2 separate regions of the Homo sapiens genome follow, and region 1 is linked to region 2. A link is a contact called in ENCODE Hi-C data. All regions are on one chromosome and are shown on one strand. Each heading gives the region's core, a stretch centred on a gene start or an enhancer-like site at or near the end of the contact. The rest is flanking DNA. Distances are from core to core; before and after follow the strand shown.

The links. A loop is a pair of places that touch in the nucleus more often than their neighbours do. Pooled maps may share reads with other maps.
Region 1: a map with no recorded cell type shows a loop between it and region 2 (7-fold over the local background). The contact joins the promoter of LANCL1 here to the enhancer-like site in region 2. A Hi-C loop is called at or near these places in 2 of 37 single-sample maps with no recorded cell type and 4 of 50 pooled maps.

What each region holds. Positions count from the first base shown.
Region 1 is chr2:210,475,206-210,480,240 of GRCh38, reverse strand. LANCL1 (LanC like glutathione S-transferase 1) reads left to right here and starts at 3,482. Exons shown (of 10, transcript NM_006055.3): 1 at 3,482-3,621; 2 at 3,829-3,925. The coding sequence starts at 3,845. It also overlaps a transcript of CPS1 not described here.
Region 2 is chr2:209,523,623-209,528,240 of GRCh38, reverse strand. All of the region lies in intron 2 of MAP2 (microtubule associated protein 2), which reads right to left. Among named protein-coding and RNA genes, the nearest start is that of MAP2, 100 kb to the right of the region's middle. Within about 2 kb of position 2,325, at least 5 of the 41 ENCODE cell types and tissues checked have a DNase peak (open chromatin) inside an H3K27ac peak, as active enhancers do.

The DNA.
Region 1 (5,035 bases), core at 2,233-4,732, 950 kb before region 2:
ACTTCTCTGGGTGTGCCTGACCTTCTCACAAGCTGCAATACCGACACACCTATGACCAGCATGGACTTGATGAGAGCATCACACTCTGAGGGAGGTGGGAACAGAGATGGAAGGAATCTGTGATCCTGAATGGCCACATGGAGCAAATCTAATCTGAACTAAGAAAAATACATTTCTATGTATTTTGGAGATTATGTTTTGAGGCCTCTTTGTAACTAACATAGTTTTCACCCTAATATACATTATAACATTTTGAAATTAAAGTCTGAGAATGGAACTAAAATGCCCTCAGAATATAGTTGTTTTCTCTGTTATCAATCATCCCAGATTTCCAGAAGTATTCAGTTTTAGAGGCAATAATACAATGATTATTTCCTGAAAGTTCACACAAGACAGCTACAGTGATTAAAAGAAGGAACATTACATTTTTTTAAAAAATCATCCTAAATTTATCAAAAGTAGAATGATCCATAAAAAATTATAACTGTCAAATTTGTGTTAGCCACAAATGTGTTCAGCCACCATAGCCACAGGTGAAAGCATAGGTACTATTTGGGGCTAAAATTGTTGCCCCCCAAATTCATACGTTGAAGTCCTAACTCTCACTATCTCAGCATGTGGCTGCTGGAGAAGGGTCTTTAAAGAAAAGTAAGGTTAGCCAAGTCAGGCATATCACTTGAGGTCAGGAGTTCAAGACCAGCCTGGCCAACATGGTGAAACCCCGTCTCTACTGAAAATACAAAAATTAGCTGGGCGTGGTGGTGTGTGCCTGTAATCCCAGCTACTCTGGAGGCTGAGGCAGGAGAATCGCTTGAACCAGGGAGTCAGAGGTTGCAGTGAGCCGAGATCGTGCCACTGCACTCCAGCCTGGCAACAGAGCGAGACTCCGTCTCAAAAAAAAAAAAAAAAAAGAAAGAATGATAAGGTTCAATGAAGTCATAATCCACTATGATGGTGTCGTAAGAAGAGGAAATTAGGACACAGACAACACAGACTGAGGGACAACCATGTGAAGATAGGAGAAGACGGCATCTACAAGCCAACAAGACAGGCCTCAGATGGAATCAGTCCTGCTAACATCTTAATCCCAGACTTCTATCCTTCACAACTGTGGAAAAATACATTTCTGTTGTTTCAGGCCACTTGCTATGGTTCTTTGTGTGGCAGCCTGAGTAGATAAATACAAACAATAAATGTTAAATACTTTTCTTTTGTATCAGAACCAAGGAGGGATTCTCTGGGTTGGTTCTCTGACAAAAAGGAAGGAAGAAAGAGAAGGAAAGCAGGGAGGGAGGGAGGGAAGGGAGGGGGGAAGGGGGGAGGGGGGAGGAGGGAGGGAGGGAGGGAAATATTATTTCCAGCAATTAAAATCTTTGGGTGTTTACAAGTCACATGCTTTGATTATATTTAAATTCTAAATAATTCTACTTCCCTTCCGTTTAGACGCATGCTTCACATCATCTTCAGAAGTAAACTCCAGATAAAGACTTAAATATAAGAGGTAAAAAGCTAATAAAATAAAATGTGGGAAGTCATTGCAGTCTATGAGTAGACAAAGACATTTTGAATATGAAGCTAAATCCTCAAATCACAGTGTCACAATTAGATGGGTTTAACTTCATCGAAATGAAAGATTGTGATTCAATAAAGGATATCCTAGAAAATGTGAACAAACTAAAGAAAGTATCTACAATAACTAAAGTGAAAGGAGATTAATATACAGAATATACCCCACAAACACGGGAAAAAAAGAAACAAAACTCTTTCAAATCAACAGGAAAACAATGCAATCACTAATAGAAAAATAAATAAAGGAACAGGTAAAGCCCAATTGTCTAACAGGTATATGAAGGAAAGTTCAACACCATTAGCCACAGAAAAACTAAAAGATTAAACATCAGTGAGATTCTACATTATTCATTAGAATGGCAAACATTAGAACACTAGATAATACCAAGTGTTGGAGAGGAGATGGAAATGACAGAAACAATTGATATGTTGGAGTGAATACTCTTGGAGTGAACAATAGATACTGTTAGAGGGAATATAAACTAGTCCAGCAGTTTTGGAAAGCAATCTAACAACATTGGGGAAATTAAGTACAGAATCTCATATGATCCAGCAATTGACTGCTGGGTGTATGTCTCAGGGATACTCACACAGATTCATAAAAGCACATGTTCCAAGAATATTATTTGTAGTATGGAAGTTAGAAACAATGTCCATCATTAGGGGAAAGGATTAGTAAAATAAGATAGAGGCATACTATGAAAATATACAATTACCATCCTGCCTTGCTTAACAACAGTAATATTTAATTGCTTAAAGACTGTGAGTGGGATAAATGGATAGCCTTTAATCATTAAAGAAAAAATAATTGATAAAATGTCTCTCGTTTTCCTTTTCTCTCTTGTGAGTTGCTCCTTCAAACACCCATCTTTTAAAACATGAGAGATATCCAGCTTAAGACTCACCATGGGCCTCGGCTAAATCTTCATGAATTTGATGAGGTTAAGAAAGCAACTACATTTCCTAAGAAAGCAACTATTTTAAAAGAGCAAACCTGGGTGTGGGGAGGGATTAGGAGTAGAGTTTGGGATGGCAGCCTCAGAAGGACAAACTTAGGCCAAGGAGGGAGGGAGTTGGGGTGGAGACTGAGCTTCTCCAGTTGGAGGTCTGGAGCTAGGACTCTTCATTGAAACCGGAGAGAAGGAAAAGGAGAGAGTGAGGCTGACTTTTTAACTGAACTCCAAAATTCTCTGAGCAATAGAATGGGCCTAATATGTACCAGGTGGGATTTAATTTTAAATGAAAGAAAAATGTTTCAGATAGCAGGGACTGTTAAAACATTGAAATTGAATGTTGTGGATCTCCTGCTGTGTTGGTTTTCAGTATTTTTTAGAGCTTTGTTATCCAGTATTATAGTCCAATTTAGGCTAAGGAACAGAATAAATTTCCTAAGAGCTGTAATTTGTGTTTTCATGTGCTTTCCCCAAAGTATTATCAACTGCTATTTGATATCCTGTCCTTTGGGCATATTTTTGTTGTTGTTGTTGTTAATGATGGTGGTGCTTTTTTGTTTGTTTGTTTTAAGAAATGAAAAGAAAAGATTGGCAAGTCCCTGGAGAGACATTATCCCCCCACCCCCCGCCAAATTTTATCTATTGCGAACAGCAGAAATACCAGCATGTTCAGATCTAAAAGCAGTCTGTTTCTTCTCCAGGTTAAAAAAATATATACTTCTTATGACTCTGGACTTAAATTTGACTTTTTAAAAATAAGAAAAATTAAAGAAGGGTAGGAAATATTGGTCACATCTCCGCGTGATTCTAGGTCCTCACTTCTGCTACCCAGTAATTAAAATACCCTGCGTTATCCTTTAGAAATTACACGCCTGTGTCTTTAACAAACTGTAAGAGAGAAGGGGGCGGGTCTCGGGAACGGCGAAGGCTCTGATTGGCCCTCCTGGCAGGAACTGGGCGGTAAAATAGCCCTTCTGTTACTGTCCGGGGCTGCGGGGTGAGAGGCCAGGGCCGAGAAGGGCTTCAGGACGCGGGAGGCGCACTTGCTTCAAGTCGCGGGCGTGGGAACGGGGTTGCAAAACGGGGCCTCTTTGTCCGGGTGGGTTAAGGGCCCTGGCAGCTTTTTCGCGAAGGCGCCATGTCCTAGCAGTTGGGCCGCAGTGGGCCCGAGGTCCACTCGGACCGCCGAGACGGCTCGATGGCCCTGGAGCTGGAGGAAGGGGGATACCTGGGCGCCGCCGCCGCCCTCGCAACTCGGCCGAGGCCCCTATCTCAACCTAGTTTCTGTTTTTCCCCTGTTCTGCAGGCTTGCTTCCGGCGTCATGGCTCAAAGGGCCTTCCCGAATCCTTATGCTGATTATAACAAATCCCTGGCCGAAGGCTACTTTGATGCTGCCGGGAGGGTGAGTTTAGGATATGTCTGCCTGCATCCCTGCCTCTCCCCACGGTGTTCGGAAAGGTGCTCATTTTTGCCTGAGAGAGTTGAGCATCCCCCTTTAAAAAAATACATGATTCGACGATAAATACGTAAATTATTTAAAAATACATGTTAATATATACAAATTGAGCTCTAACATAATGTTAAATGTGTCATTGTTAACATTATTAATTGAAATAAACTCAATTATTGATAGTATAAATTTTAAAAATTGGCAAATATGTAGTTTACTATGTAATTGGCATTTTTTAATGTATTTTGGTTTGCTTCTTAAAAAGAGGTGAAGAATCCTAACGGTATTCACATGTGCCGTGTTACTCCTTTGTGATTATACACAAGTGCGTTCAGGGTAATGATGAGAGCAAACGGTGGTGTATGGTAAGGACGTCTTTAAACTGTTAGTGCTTAGAGAATTTGGGGACCTAGGAAACCTGAAGTTCTTTGTACCGGTGTCACTCCACAGGGCATATCCACAGCTGGAAAACAAAAAAAAAGAAACTTGTAAATTAAACTGGTTAGCATGTCACAAATCACTGTGCAAAAGAGAACCTGGATGTAAAATACTAGGGGCCTGTGTTTTCTCATGCCTCATTGGGTGAACATAATTGTTAAGAGGGAATACAGATATTTTTAAGAATACCTACTTTTGGCTGGGTGCAGTGGCTCACACCATTAATCCCGACACTTTGGGAAATCAAGGCAGGAGGATTGCTTAAGGCCACGAGTTTGAGACCAGCCTGTGCAACACAGCAGGACCTTATCTCTACTAAAATTTTTTTAAAAATTAGCCAGGTGTGGTGGAAAGCTTGTAGTCCCAGCTACTTGGGAGGCTGAGGCGGGAGAATTGCTGGAGCCTAGGAGATTCGAGGCTGTAGTGAGCTATGATTGCACCACTGCACTCTAGCCTGGGTGACAGAGACCCTGTCTCTAAAAAATAAAAAAATAAAATTTAGTTTTGAAAATGAGTTAAGTTGGAAACAAGGCACACGCTTTAAAAATTTTACCAGTTTATTTCTTTGAAACTTGTCAGCCATACAAAAGACATTTTATGTGATATAAAGGCCTTACAGATTTC
Region 2 (4,618 bases), core at 1,076-3,575:
TCTAGGGTTGAATTTATACATATACCATGTGGGAAGTTTGGGGGGATGAAGGAGGTAGGTATACACTTAAAAATAAATGGGAATTACAGCCCAGTCTTCTAGAAACTTGAATTTGCATATTTTCTGGGGTGGGCAGGGGGGGAAGATGGCTTCTACCTTGCAAGATTCTACAGGGACATATAATCTATGCCTACCATGCCCATAATTTAATAAATAAATGTTAAGCCCCTGCATTAATTTAGAGAGAGAACTTCGTATAATATGAATCTTTTTGGATCTCCTGAAGAAATATGCCCAGAGAAATTACAGGGATTTTGAAAAGTTAAAAACAAAGCCAGGAGGCAATCTATGTCTTCTCACTGGTTCTCAAACTTCAGCATCAGAATTACTTGGAAGACTTGACAAAACGCAGGTTACCGAGCTGCAGCCACACATTTCTGATTCACTAGGTCTGGGGTGGAGCCCAAAGATTTACATTTCTAACAAGTACCCATGTGATGCTGATGGTGCTGGTTCAGGGGACACTCTGAGAACCACTGTCCTTCATGAAGGAAGGGCATAAAGAAGCCAAATCAGGAGCTCAGCTCTCACCTCTAAGAGGGCACAGCCACACATGGTGTCACACTAAGCACCTGAGAAAGATCCATAAGAGATGGTTCCTTAATCAAGTATGTAACCTCATTGTTGTGAAGAAAGCTGCTAGTGGGATGGGAATTGTGGGATGTGGTGAGAAAGAAGAGAGGCGGAGTACACGGCTGCGAGGGGAAGACCAGACAACAGTAGGCATCGGTGTATGCGTGAAAATAGTGACTAAATTCATATTCATTGAACAGATATTATTGAGCAACTATGATGTGCCAAAAACTTGGCTAGATGTTAGGGACTCATCAGTGATCAAAACAGAAAATGTTCCTGCTCTATGAACATTCTAGTTAGGTGAAACAATAATTAATTGTACAAAAAAATATATCAGATATATCAGTAATATAGAAATGCTATGGAGAAAAATACAGGGTAGAGTAAGTGAGGATTAAGTGTTCTTTTTTATTTCTACACAGGGTGATACAGGAACGATGTCCACCAGATATCACACTAAGAACTGCCACAAGAAAATGAGACAATTCTAATGTGTAACTTTGCAATCACTTTTCTCCCAGATGCCAGGATTAGTATAAAGAGCTCCAGATAGTGAGGGTGCAGAATTCATAAAAGTCCATCTGCCTGGAGCTCTGTCCTATTCATATATTCACAAGTCTCCTGGTTTAATTAAGTAAATCTGGGAGAGAAGAAAAAGTATTTGTTGGTTTTGTAGTCAGTCAGCTTTACAGATTCCCCACTATATTCCATCATAGATCTGCCATGGATGATCAAGCTTAGGAAAGACATTTGTACATCTTATATCTCAGGTATGAAATGAAACTTTTCTAACACATGACCATCATCAGAAAACAGGGATGCCGTTAGATTTAGTTACAGTTCTTATTATAGCAGCACTTCCTTCTTTCACTTTCAGGGTGGCAAAAAATAGGACTTAGGTCAGCTAATACTTCTGCAAGGATCTAGTATGAAGATAATCTAGTTAGAAGACACTGTTTGGTTAGTTTTCAATGATCCAAGGAAAGATTTGCCCCAGGGAGAATCCTTGCTCTTTTAAATTTATAAATGCATATATCCTAAGCAAATACTCACGTATTTTACCCAAATAAATCTAGAGTGCTCTTTAAAAAAAAAAGAAAGAAAAAAATAAAGAAACAAACCAAAAAACGAAAGCCTGAGAAAGGTCTCTCAGCCTCCCCCTTCTGTATTTCTCTCTATGTACTCACATGTGGATATTAATTTTATATTCTTTAAATTGGATTTCCCTCCACTTCCAGAATTCTCAGGCACTCAGACATTTAGTGAAATATGCTATTTGCTTTTGTATATTATTACTATTTAAACTCTTAATTTTCTGCATTTTCATGAGGTCACTTCCTAGACTCCTAGTTTCCTCTTTTAAACCACAGCTGCCTCAAGCTGACTATGCTCAAAAGAATAGGACTTATGAAAAAAGTAGGCATTGCTAATCCACTGCTAGTTGAAAATACTTTCTGAATTATCAGACCTTCTGTAAAAAGCCCATGATATGCTTCATTATGTAAACAAACCTCCTCTGTGTTGCTTTTTAAGCTTGAAAATATCAAAATCATGACATAACATGAGAAGAATTCCATTTTGACAAAATGAAAAACACAAAAATTCTTCTACCCAGAAAAAAAAGAAACAGAATGTAATGGGGGAAAATAAATGCAAAAATAGAATTGGCTAGAAACCAGCAACCACAAGAAAAGAAATATGACAGGAAATGGAACTAATCAGTTACTATAGTGAAGAGTTTTTTCCCCAGACTTTCTTAGGAGAAAAAGAGAAATTCTAAAGAAATGTAGAAACTAAGAGTTTGGACAAAGTTATTTATATAATCTTGAACTATACAAAATTCCCTGAGAATGTATATGTTTTTTGAAAGGACAATGGAGTTTTTATTTAGCGGAATTTTGAAAGTTTATCTTCTTTGGGATTCTTTTGGTAAAGCTTTAGTTAGAAGGGTTGGAACTTTTGAGGAGTAATTTCTATATAACTACACTATGATATCTTTTTCCAGAGGCAGAATTATCTTCCTTTCTAATTCAAGGCCACTCGAAGGCTTAGTCCATGCAGGAATGGGCTTGCTTTGTCAGAACCCTCTTCAGCTCAGCAACAGACATTGCCAACAGATTAGCCTTCCGTGAATAACAATTCTTCATACACTGGAAAATTTTTCACATGAAAATTGCTCCTTTGGGTTATTCTCCCATTACAACTTACTTTTATTATTGGGTTATTTTGGTATAGACTATATCAAGTTTTTTAGCTGTTTTATGCCTAGATAAAATTAGAAGACGTCATTTCTAAATATAGATATGAAAAATTAATCTCTATATTAAAAACAAATTTAGAAATAATTGTCATTTATTTGCTAGTTGTTTTGTGACTCTAAGTTTTAAAAAAATTAGTAGCTAATTCACTTAACAAAAGTCATTTCCAAAATGTTTGACAACCTCTGAGCATGTCTACAGAGATGGTAGATACAGAATAGTCTTTATTTAATTTCTAATATCCTACTGGAAAAATATGGATAAAAGCTAGAACGTATATTAAAAATAATACGGCTCATCTCCATTTAATTTATATACAAGAAAACCCAGGTCTCAAGATTTGAATTTCCTTATTCAAGGTAACACAGCTGCTTAGCAGACGAGACAAAAATTGAAACCAGGTCTCTGGATCCCAAGGGACACTGATGGTCCCTAATTATCATGGGGTAAGAGAGATCCACCAACAACCAAATAACAAACACAACAGGTAATGAATTGAAAAAAAAATTGATATTAACTTTTTTCACACCCTTTGTAATCCATAGAAGCTTATTCATAAATAAATTAGTGAATGTCTTGTGATTCAATTGAACCAACATTTCCCAGTGTTCAGGCAAGACAGAAAGACTGAAAAGAGGATGAATGATGAAAAGGTTCCTGAGTCAAAGTAATTTATTGAATTTTTCTTTTTCCAGCTCTATTATTTTACACATATAATAATGAAAGTTGATGAATGTATACTTTATGCAAGTGTGTTACATATATTACCTGGTAACATATTATATTGTATAGTGTATTGCATGTATTACCTTATTTATTTCCTTTTATTGCTATTATCTTAATGTTTAATCTCATGTTTCGAGGCTACTAACATAGCAATTATCATAAAGCTAACAGCCAGCATTTGAAACCAAATCTAAATGATTCCAATGTATATCTCTATCCAGTGAATTATATTGCTTAATTGTTGAAAACTCTCCCTGACTCTGGATTATGTGTGTTAAAAATAAAAAAAAGAAAAAAAAGAAAAAGACTAAAGAAACTACTTCTGCCTGTTGAAAAAAATCATATTTCTAAAATTAGATACAAATAACTATTAAAATTGATTCTAAATTGGGATAAATAAGATAAACAGGACTTTCAAAATGAATGCCTTTATGCATCACTGAGCATCTAAAATGCCTTCTCAAGGTTTCCATGCCAACCTTTCTAGAATGCTAAAATAAGCTGTGAAACAACATTTACTCATACCACAATATGTAGTTTTTGATGCACTAAATTGTTTCGCTGCATTTAATAAAAAAAAAAGCTCAAATAAATTTTGAGTATTTAGCAAATGGGGGAAGTAAAAATGGTACCAGTCATCAGTGAGCAGGCAAACAATGTAACTTTTGTTTGTCTAAATGAGACAAGCCTTAAGAAGGACTTAAACGGAACTTTTCATTTCTGCTAACATCCTTTTTATGTATATCCATAGTTAGTCATCGCTTTTCAAAATAGAGTTTTATAAAAGTTATGTTTAAATTATAAACAACACTAAGCACTTAACACTGAATATATAAAAGACAAATTTGGAAATCTAGGGCACTTCAATCTTTGATTCGGACCACCTGGCAAGAGAAAAATAAATGAATAAAAAGCCAAATGGAGCTGAATAGGTCTCATGCAGTTTGAAGAGATTTCTTTTTACCTGTCAAGCTCCTTAAAAGTAAATATTGCAGTTT